2 separate regions of the Mus musculus genome follow, and region 1 is linked to region 2. A link is a contact called in ENCODE Hi-C or POLR2A ChIA-PET data. All regions are on one chromosome and are shown on one strand. The core of a region is the stretch at or near the end of the contact, and the rest is flanking DNA. Distances in the headings are between cores, read along the strand shown.

Region 1 (5,243 bases), core at 1,680-4,179, 94 kb before region 2:
GTATTGTGTTTTTAAATGAACATGATATTACTCAGCTACAAACCCTGTGACCTACAACAGTAACCTGTCTATAAGACACAGTGGCACAAGAGTGACACATGTTATGGAAGTAACTACATTGTGATAGGACGGAAGGCCCACTTCATGAGATGGATCTCTTATCTGACACTGTGAAAGTGACCAAGGACCTAAGACTAGGTAAGTTATGGACCTAGGGGGAAACCAAATACTATTATCCTGCTAAAGGAACATAGCAATAAAATGACTGCTAATAGCATACTTCTATACACATAGATAAGTGCCTAGCTCAACCCACATCAGAAAAGCTTCTTGCACAGAATGGGGAGATGGAGTTAACACAGAGACTCACAATTGGACAATGTGGCCATAGTGAGAGACTTTGGAGCACCCAGTCCTAAATGAGATGTGTTCATCAGCCCCCATAGCCTCAAGGCTCACAGATCTATACGGAAGAGGAGGCAAAAAGATTGTAAGAGTCAGAGGAGATGGATGACTCTAAGGAAACCATGTCTTTGAGACTCACTTGGACTCACAGAGACTGTGGAAGCACACGCAAGACCTGCATAGGGTCAAGCCAAATAGAGACCCATCACGGAGTGGGGGAAGCAGACATGGGCTCCCATGCGATAAGCTAGTTTATTCTTCATTCTGATGCAGGTCTTCTAGCCTGTATTAGTCTTGTCTAAGAGGATATGATGTGCCTTCCTCCTCCTATGAAGTCCAGGCAAAGACAGCTGCCATCCTAGACTGCCCCTCATTATCCTCAGCTCTGTCATGCTGCTTCACTTTTTTTTTTATTAAAAAGGGTTTATTTTAATTATGTGTGTATGTCTGTGTGTGTGCACATGTGTGTGTGTGTTGTGTGCATTCGAGTACCTATGCAAACCTATGGAGATGAGAAGACAGAGTGGACTCCCTCAGAGCTGGGGTTACAGGCATTTACAAGGATGCTGGGTTTGTTTTGTTGGTGGAGGGATCTGAACTCCCATCTTCATGATTGTGCGCAAATGCTCTTAATGGCTGAGCCATCTCTCTGGTCCCACACCACACTGCTTCATTTTCTTGAGGAGTTGAGAATCTTTTCAAAGTGGAGCACAGCCTCTTTGAAGGATGTGGTCTGAGGGTGGTGGCAAGATAGAGCTTTTGGTGTTGACTTAGAGCCGATAAAACAGATGACATTTTGTTTGTTCATAGATTTGTGAAGGTTTGATTTCTAAGGAATATTTAACATTTAAAAAAAAGATTTATCTATTTGGTATACAGTATTCTACACACATGTATGCCTGCACACAAGAAGAGGGCAGCAGATCTCATTATAGATGGTTATAAGCCATCATGTGGTTGCTGGGAATTGAACTCAGGACCTCTAGGAAGAGCAGACAGTGCTCTTAACCTCTGAGCCATCTCTTCAGCCCAATATTTAACATTCTTATGTGGAGATATGTCAAAACATTTAGTGTGTTATCATTGTATACATAATGAATACATAAGTGTATAATCACAGAAACAGGCTGGCATTTTTTCTTTTCAGTTTTGAGGGTGTCTTTCAGTGTTTCATTGGTTCCTATCCTCTTGTCTTCTTAAGGTACTTTAAATGTGATCCTTCTGCTGGCTGCTAAAAACTCATTGAAAAAAACATAATCTGCAGGAACACGGGAGAGCTGGAAAATACATCAAGTTACCTGACACAGACATAGAGAGACAGACACTTCATGTTCTTTCTCATAGGCGGATCCTAGCATGTAATGTTCATATGTTAGTGTGTATATAAGGTTCCAACTAGAAAGGAAAGGCTGCCCGAGTGGGGGGGGGGATTAGAGTCATGGACATGGTGATAGGACACAGAGGGCTATGGGCTTGGGGGCGTGCAGTTACGAGGTGCGGGGACTAGGGTTACTGGGAGAAGGGATGAGAAGAATTAACACAGACCAATATTGTCTGAAAATTCCATAGTGAAACTTAATATTATATATATACATATATTAAAGGTGTGTGCCACAATCCTCAGATATATATATATATATATATGTATATATATATATACACACACATATATACACACACACACACATATATATACACACATACATATGTAAACTAATATATTATATATTAATATTATATATTATTTATATTATCCCAGCTTAATATAGAATTTTGAAAGGCATAATCATAAAGTAATTTTAAATGTTAGCAATAGCCAGGTGGTGGTGGCAGCACACGCCTTTAACCCCAGTACTCTGGAGGCAGAGGCAGGAGGATCTCTGTGAGTTCAAGGCCAGCCTGGTCTACAGAGCAAGTTCTAGGTCAGTCAAAATTACACCCAGAAACCTTGTCTCAAAACAAAACAAAATAAAAGTAAGAAACTCTTTTTTTTTTTTTTTTTTTTTTTTGGTTTTTCGAGACAGGGTTTCTCTGTATGTGTAGCCCTGGCTGTCCTGGAACTCACTCTGTAGACCAGGCTGGCCTCGAACTCAGAAATTTGCCCTGCCTTTGCCTCCCGAAAGCTGAGACTAAAGGTGTGTGCTACCACGCCCAGCTAATAACAAGCTCTTGATGTAGTGGTACTGTCACTTTGGTGGCTGGCTATCTAAATTCAATGCATTTGAATTGTGTTAGTCTTGGAGGGAAATTACACACAGAAAGGTAGCTGGAGAAAAAAGAGAATAGATTAGACTGTCCAGAAACAACAGGACGATATTGGAAGGAAAACAGAGCTCAAGAGTCAGTTGGCGCCCGCCCTCCTGCAATTCCTCTGGCCGCGGTTTCCGCTCCCTTTCGCGCTCTGCGCTCCCAGGCAGCCCCGCCCAAGCGTAGCTCAGCTCTGATTGGCTCCTTTGAACGTCTACGTGCAATCGGATTGGCGGATCCCGGGAGCTTTACCGCGGCGAGTTTGAAACTGCTGGCACTCGGCCTCTAAGCTCCTGGAGTTGCTGCGTCCGCGCAGTCCGGAACTGCGGTGTGGCCCCAGCCGGGACAGAGAGGTATGGCGTGAGTCGGACTGGGTGCAGGCTGGGCCTGCGGGGGCTCCACGGGATCTGGGGGTTCCCCCGGGGAAGGGCAGGACATCCATGTGAGCCTGGGGATCCCTTGTGGACGGGTAGGGCCTCCACGTGAGATCTTGGTCTCCTGTGGACGGGTAGGGCCTCACCTAAGTCCGGGATCCCTTATGGTCGGGCATGGCCTCCCTGAGCCCGGGGTCTGGGGTACCCTATGGATGAGCATGTCCTCATCTGAGGCCAGGGTCCCCTATGCAGGAGCATGGCCTACCTGAGCCTGGGGACACTATGGAGGAGCAGGGCTCACCGGAGCCTGGGATCCCTATGGGGGGGGGGGGCAGGGCTCACCCGATCCAGCGGTCCCTTATGGAAGGGCAAGGCTCACTTGAGCCCCGGGTCCTGCGGACGTGCAGGCCCCTACGCGAGCTCCAGGTTCCTGCAGACTGGATGGGCCTCGCTGGAGTGGGCCCGGGTGTGGGCGGGGTGCCAAGTTATGTCCCAGGCCCTGTTGGCTGCCAGTGTGGAGCTGGGCTGCACCAGGCCAGCTGCCTTCGGAGGCCTTAAGTCGGTACTGCCGGAGAAACAGACCCGTGGTCGTTTAAAAAGCTTATTCCTACCAAGGTGCAGAACCAAGAAAGTGTAGGATCGTTTATTTTTAGTTGCCTGTGCTAAGGCCACAGACTGTACCCAGGCAAAGAAGGAGAGAGAGGGAGAACCGCGGATGCCTTCGCGTCCTTGATCGTCTTAAAACATAAATACCGATGAAGGTTCTGATGTGCGGGCCACCATCGCCTGCCCCCAACTTGGATACACTGGGCAGCTTTTAACAGCAGGCCCGGGAGACTGGAAAATGTTGGAAGGAAATAAGCCCAGCTTTCAAGACATGTTAACTCTTTGCTGTCTGTGCAGAGGTGGTTGAAACGTTTAATGCTCTATAGTTATATTAAGTCTCTGTATTGAAGAAAGGGGGTTGGGGGGGGATGCGTTGAAATTTCCTAAACATAATCTCCATAGTTGAGAGTCAATCTTATGTGTCTGAGAATCCCCAGGGTTCAGTGGGATGCCTGGCAGGACCCTTGGACGGGTTTACATTTTCCTTCTGAATTTTTATCTGTTGAGCCGCTGCCTCCTTGTGCAGTGCCAAGAGCTGGGATTCCTGGCTGTGCCCCCACACCCCATGGAGTTGATTTTACTGTGGAAAGAGATCTGTAAGGAACAGCTCACGAGAGGTCAGCCATTCCTTGATGCTCATTCATAAGGATCTTGTCACCCGTGGCAGAGGGCTTTCAAGGAGAAGGCACACCTTTTTCCTACCATTCTTTGTGAGCCAAGAAATTGTTTCTCCCTTGTTCGTGATATTTTTCAAAGCATGATTAGCAAACACACTGTCTTAGCGTTGTTGGGATGAAACACCATGACCAAAGCAAAGGAACTTGGGAAGGAAAGGGTTTAGTTGTCTTGTACTTCCACGTCACAGTTCGGCCTCAGAGGAAGTCTGGACAGGAACCTGGAGGCAGGAGGCCATGGAGGGGGCTGCTTCCTGCCTTCTTTCACATAGCTTGCTCAGCCTGCTTTAAGAACACAGGACCCTATATGCCCACGGATGACCCCACCCACAACGGGCTGAGCCCGCCCCCATCAATCTCTAATTAAGAAACTGACCTAAAGACTTGCCTCCAGCCCCATCCTATGGGAGCATTTTCTTAACTGAGGTTCTCTCCTCTCAAGATGACTTCAGCTTGTGACAATGTGACCTGGCCTAAAGCTAGCCAGCACAGCACAACACCTTCCATTCTTTCTTCTAAGGTGCTTATGGACATTTCTTTCTCTTTGAGTACCTTGAGTGGGATTGTCTGTGGCTGCTTTTGGGAAGCATTCAATTGAATGATTTTTGTTTTTTGTTTATTTCCCCCGAGACAGGGTTTCTCTGTGTAGCCCTGGCTGTCCTGGAACTCACTTTGTAGACCTCGAACTCAGAAATCCGCCTGCCTCTGCCTCCCAAGTGCTGGGATTAATGGCATGTGCCACCACTGCCTGGAGAATTGAATGCTTATAAGGTAAACAGATGCTTTTATTAAAAACAACAACAACAACTGTTATTCCTAGTGGTTGGACTTTACAGTTGTACTTTGTTTCCTTTTGAAACAGTGTTGCAGCGAACGAGGCCACAGGTTGGCCTTGAACTTGTTCTTCCCTGTGCTAGGATTACATCGTGCACAACTT
Region 2 (5,394 bases), core at 2,185-4,684:
GCGATCGGGTGTGTCTAGCCTCAGAAAAGAGAGATGGGAATGGGAGAGGGACCAAGTTACTGAAGACTGTAGGGGCTGAGGTCAACCTTGGTTGTCTCTGTTTGTACATTAAATAAATCCATATATAACGTTTCCCCAGTTTTCCTTTGGGGGAAACACTGCTAGAGATTCCTGGGGAAAGTGTGCAAGCATGTAAAGCCCGGGCTAATCTTTGTTGAAGAATTAAAGAAATCCGAGGAAAGCTACCCTTTCCACATGCCTTGTCTGGAGCCAGACTCAACAGCAGACTCAAAAGCTGCTTTTATAAGTATAGGGAAGTGGTGGGAACAGACTGGAGAAGCTACCAGAAGCTTAAAGGCAGTGGCTGTTAGGAATGCAATTTCTAAGTCCTTTCCTATCACAGAGGGCTCCCCATCTCTGGTGGGCCCATCAGCCTTGTCACAGGTGTCACGCTGAGGGGACTCTGGGCCTGGGTTTCCTTATCCAGTTAAGTGAAAGAAAACTCCCCCCGTCCCCCAACGTCTTTTATCTAAAAACATCATGTCAGACCTATTTGACAGGTAAGGCAAACAAAAGCACTTTCCTCCAGGCATCCAGGATGTAGGGAGTCAGTAGGGTGGCCACATGCCCTTCTCCAGTGTGCTCAGCTCAGGGTGGATCTTGTGCAAGACTAACATTCAAACTTTAGAAGAAGCCCCATGCCGTATTTTCCTAAGTTCTGTATTGGACATCCATCTTCTCATTGTCTATATATTTTCTTGAGACTTTTTACTCTGTGTTCAGTATAAGCTACCATTGCTTCTACCTACTTAACATTTCTAGGAGGGACCTCCTCCCCACCCCCGTGACCTTTACACAGGTAGGGGTCATAGTCATAGCCAAACAGGCTTTCTTTGCCAGGATATAGGAATCTGCCTCTATCCAAGATTGAAGCAAGGAGATCCTGACTTCCACTCATGGGCCTTTGAGCTCCTGTTCCCCACCGATAACTGAGGTAGGTTCTTTCCAGCAAAATTTCCGAACCATTCACATTGACCACACACCTCTCATGCATTATACTTTGACAGTGTTATGCAAACAGACACATTTTTGGGACAGCGCAGGGAACATGGTGGAGGGTTTGGAGCATGTGGCCCTGGGTTTTAGTAGGGGTGCAGCCTGGGTATATGAGATGCGGAGGGAGTTGTCAGAGATGGTGCACACGACGGGGCTGGAGATGGATGGCTGAGGAAGCTTGAACTCATGGAGGATGGACAGGCCTGTTGGGGGGGCGGGGGGAGCGCCTGGTTGGGGGATCTGGGGAGAGCAGGGCTGAACCATGCAGGGCCCCAGATGTGAGCGGAGAAATCAAGCCAATACTTTACCAAGAGCAGTGAAGCTTCTTTAAGTACAGATGTTATGTGGGGGAAACTGTCAAAACATCCTGAAATATATCCAGATTTGGGAGCAATTAGCATGCGTGGACTACTTCTTCTTCCGAGACTGTCAATGCAGTTTTACCAGGACGTGACTGTTGTTAAATTGGCTCCCTCCACCCAACAGAAATTTGGCTAAAACAAGGCATGCTCTTAAGAGTGGGCAAGTAGCATCCATAGCCCACCAGTGTTACCAGGGACTGCAGACAACGGTAGAGTTTCAAAGATGGCCAGTTCCTCCACCCTCGTACACATGGTACATCAGTCAATGGCCATACCAACCAAAGTGACCACTATTATCACAGTTAATCTTGATCACGACTGAGGATTTAGAACAGCCTGCAGCACACACCTTTAGCTGTGCCAAATGTAATTGAGGAAAATACGTAATAAAAATAAATAAATAAATGGTAAAAAAAAAATAAAGAGTAGGTCTCTGAGTTTAATTCGGGGAAGGCCCACCCTGAATATGGATGGGGACTGGGGCCCCAAACCAAATAAACCAGAGAAAACGAGCTGAACACCAGCATTCATCTCTGTCACCTGACTGTAGACATTCTTGTCGCCACAGTTTGAGCTGCCGCAAAGCTGCCACGGTGGACTGTGTCTCCAGACTGTGAGCCCAAACAGGCCCTTCCTCTGTTAAGTTAGTTTCTGTCAGTAGTTTTGTCGATGCAGAGAGAAAGAGGCGAATGCAGCTACCATCGATCAGACCCCTGTCCCCTCGCCCCCACGACTTGTTCTACAGAGGTGGTCTTACACTTCACGCAGTCATTACCAGAAGCAGAATGAGTGAAAAACCCATCAGCCTATTACAACAAATGGTCTCAGCAGCTTCACTTAATGCCTGGCCGACAGACCAAAACAACCAAACCAAACCAAACCAAACCAAACCAAACCAAACCAAACCAAACCAAACCAAACCAAAATCCCCCTTGATTGGCAGGGGGAGGGAAGCCTAAGCAATGGCGTCTCCCAACCCCCAACTGTTTTGCTCTCCGGTCTCCTTTTCTGTTCCTCAAAGCTAAAACCCAGAGAAGCATGCTTCCTGTGCCGGGCGGAAAGGTCAGCAGCAGATCCAGGAAGTCCTCTGTGTCCTTGGCTGTGCTGGTGGGAAGTGTCTGGGATTAACGGCCAGAACTCTTAGGAGGTGAAACTGTCAACCAGCCACCTTTTCTGAGCATTGATACAAAAGCGAGATTTTTGCCTCGGTTTCTCAGCAATCCTCTTGAGTCTGTGAGGTCCACGGGGCTTGCTTGGTGCCTCATCCTGTGTCCGTGGGCAGTTATCTCACCATCCCTTCCATACATAGCAGTGGGTGACAGCCCACTGCATACCAGGCTCTCTTGGAGACATTGGGGACAACTGTCCTGGCTGTCTATCTTCTATCTATCTATCTATCTATCTATCTATCTATCTATCTATCTATCTATCTATCTATTTATTTCATGGATAGGCACAGCTAGAAACAGAGAACTGGATGCTAGGTAAAGAGCCAATCAGAGCATGGAACAGAGAAAAGGGGGCGGGGGCAGAGCTGCTCAAGGTGAGATCTTTGGGGAGGGTCTCTCTGGGGTTGATGGTCCAGAAATAACTGAAGGAAGGGAGGGGCCACACATGCCGCTGTGGGTACAGAAGAGTTCAAAGCCACAGCTAGGGCAAAGATGAGGCCCCAAGGCAGGATACTCCCCTGAGGAAAGAGACACATTGCTAGTGTACAGTGGGGAGGAGGAAGACAGAGAGGAAGCAGACCACAGAGAGGCTGAGGTGGGAGGACTCTTAGGGGTGGGTGGCTTTGACTTTTGCGGAGTTGGTGGAGTATACTTTCTAGTTGAATGAGCTAATCTCATTGTTAGGATAGTTATCTGATTAAACAGGTGATGGAGTGCCCAAGGGCCAGGGGTCAGGAAGGGAAAGTACAAGGAAAAATCAGGGGACTGGAGAAGAGGCAGAACCCAAGGTCGGTGGTGACATCCTTGCTTGGCCTTGGGAGGAGAACACAGTGCAGGTGATATGGGGGACTGCAGAAGGTTGTGCCGACATGGCTTGCATGGTCAGGTCCAGGATGGGGCCAAGTGGCACAAAAATATGCCTGGCTTTTACTCAGCAGGCTTACCATAGCACTGTTATAATGTGTGCTGCTAACTGTTCACAGTGCAAGGAGCTAGCCCATTTTCAGGATTCCCCACACCGTGTTTACTAGATTGATTTTTTTTATCTCATTAAAAGGCCTGTGAGGTACCCAAGAACACATTACTACGGGTACACAGATGTCTGCAGACGTTGAGTCTAAAAGAAATGAAACTAGGCTAATGAAGTCAGGCAGGGGATCGGCTGGAGTTTTTGTAAGGAATGAGAACAGAATGTGAGTCGCTACAATTTGTCAGATTATTGTTCCTGGAAGCCCGCCATGGGATGTCTTGGGGACATGAGCAGAGGTTAGCCAGTTAATACGCTTTCTTAAAAATTACTTGAATTCGTCTGATAAATCCGTTGGCTGCTTTCCTAACTCCGGAGGAACAATGGCTGCTTCCAGGAGTGAGATTCTCTCCAGAAGCCAAAGAAATACAAAGAAAGGGAGCAGGTTGTTTTTTGGATTAATTTTAGATTACAACTAGATTAAGGCTCAGGGATGCCCTCAATTACAAAGACTGTCTTGCTTTTAAACACACACAAACACACATACACATACATCATTACAGACAGACCATCTTGCTTTTAAACACACACAAACACACATACACATACATTACAGACAGACCATCTTGCTTTTAAACACACATATTCAAACACACACACCACAGGCAGACATACAACACACACAGACAGGCACACACACATATACCACATGTAGACAGCCAGAGAGACAGACACACAAAAACCACACATACCACAGACAGGCACACACAAATATACACAACCACATGCCACACACACACACACACACACAAAACATACACAGACATAGGCACACACTCAGACACAGACACACACACACATACAAGTAGATGAGTCTGAAGCCAGTGCAGTAGATTTAAGAGACAATTTCCTATTTTCTCTATTTTATTTCTCTTCCTACAGCCTAGACATGTGTCCTTTATGCAGTTTCCTGCCCTGGGGCAGAGTGTAGCGCAGTTCCTGGCTCACTTTAGGAATGTGTGTCAGGGGTGACTGGTATTAGGAGTTGCTGGTCGGTTATCGAACTTACCAAGAAGAATATCTGAGAACATTTTGTGTAGCAGGCAGGACCAACTGGACAAATAATGGAAACGTCTTTAAAACCCACCCAGAAAAATACCTTGCAGGTGGCAGTCGGTAATTTTTCCTTTTGGCTCACAGCTGTGTCCAGTGGTCTGTAGTTTCTGAAAGCTGGTTGTAGAATGACTGACCACAGGGTTATTCAACAGTTTCCTGCCTTTGACCCAGCTAATTCGAAAGAAAAAGCACTGTGGCCTGGAAACTATTTCCTCACCAGAAAACCCCAAAACAGAACAACCCAAAATTGGTGGTTTTTTTGTTTTTGTTTTGTTTTTCTTTTTAATTCCTTTTATTCCATATTGAAAATTCAATGTTGGGGCTGGAGAGATAGCTCAGCAGTTAAGAGCACTAACTACTCTTCCAGATGTCCTGAGTTCAATTCCCAGCAACCACATGGTGGCTCACAACCACCTGGAATGGGATCCGATGCCCTCTTCTGGTGTATCTAAAGACAGCTACAGTATACTCATATATATAAAATAAATAAATCTTTTTTTAAAAAAGAAAAGACAATGTTGCAAATTTGACCCCTTTGGTAAAGCTTGCTGATAGTAAAGGAAAAAAAAAAAAAGAAGAAGAAGAAGTCCAAAGACTTCTGTTCTCTCTGTCAGTATCTTGACTGTGACACTCTTGGAGCTTCTCTTGGTTCTAGCTACTTTACTGGTCAAGCTACCGGGTGACAGCCTTCCCGACCACGTGGCCATTATTATCTCTGCTCATT

What was found. A loop is a pair of places that touch in the nucleus more often than their neighbours do. ChIA-PET counts read pairs that join two places held with the same protein, here RNA polymerase II (POLR2A).
Region 1: a loop to region 2 is called in a map of v-Abl transformed pro-B cells, with 3 times the contacts of the local background. The contact joins the promoter of Cdk1 here to the enhancer-like site in region 2. A Hi-C loop is called at or near these places in 1 of 37 maps with a recorded cell type or tissue (v-Abl transformed pro-B cells). POLR2A ChIA-PET finds 5 or more read pairs at or near these places in 1 of 5 experiments (Patski).

Annotation. Positions count from the first base shown.
Region 1 is chr10:69,350,598-69,355,840 of GRCm38, reverse strand. Cdk1 (cyclin-dependent kinase 1) reads left to right here and starts at 2,929. Exons shown (of 8, transcript NM_007659.4): 1 at 2,929-3,005.
Region 2 is chr10:69,257,216-69,262,609 of GRCm38, reverse strand. The region is part of intron 4 of Rhobtb1 (Rho-related BTB domain containing 1); the gene reads right to left. Among named protein-coding and RNA genes, the nearest start is that of Rhobtb1, 47 kb to the right of the region's middle. Within about 2 kb of position 3,434, at least 1 of the 3 ENCODE cell types and tissues checked has a DNase peak (open chromatin) inside an H3K27ac peak, as active enhancers do.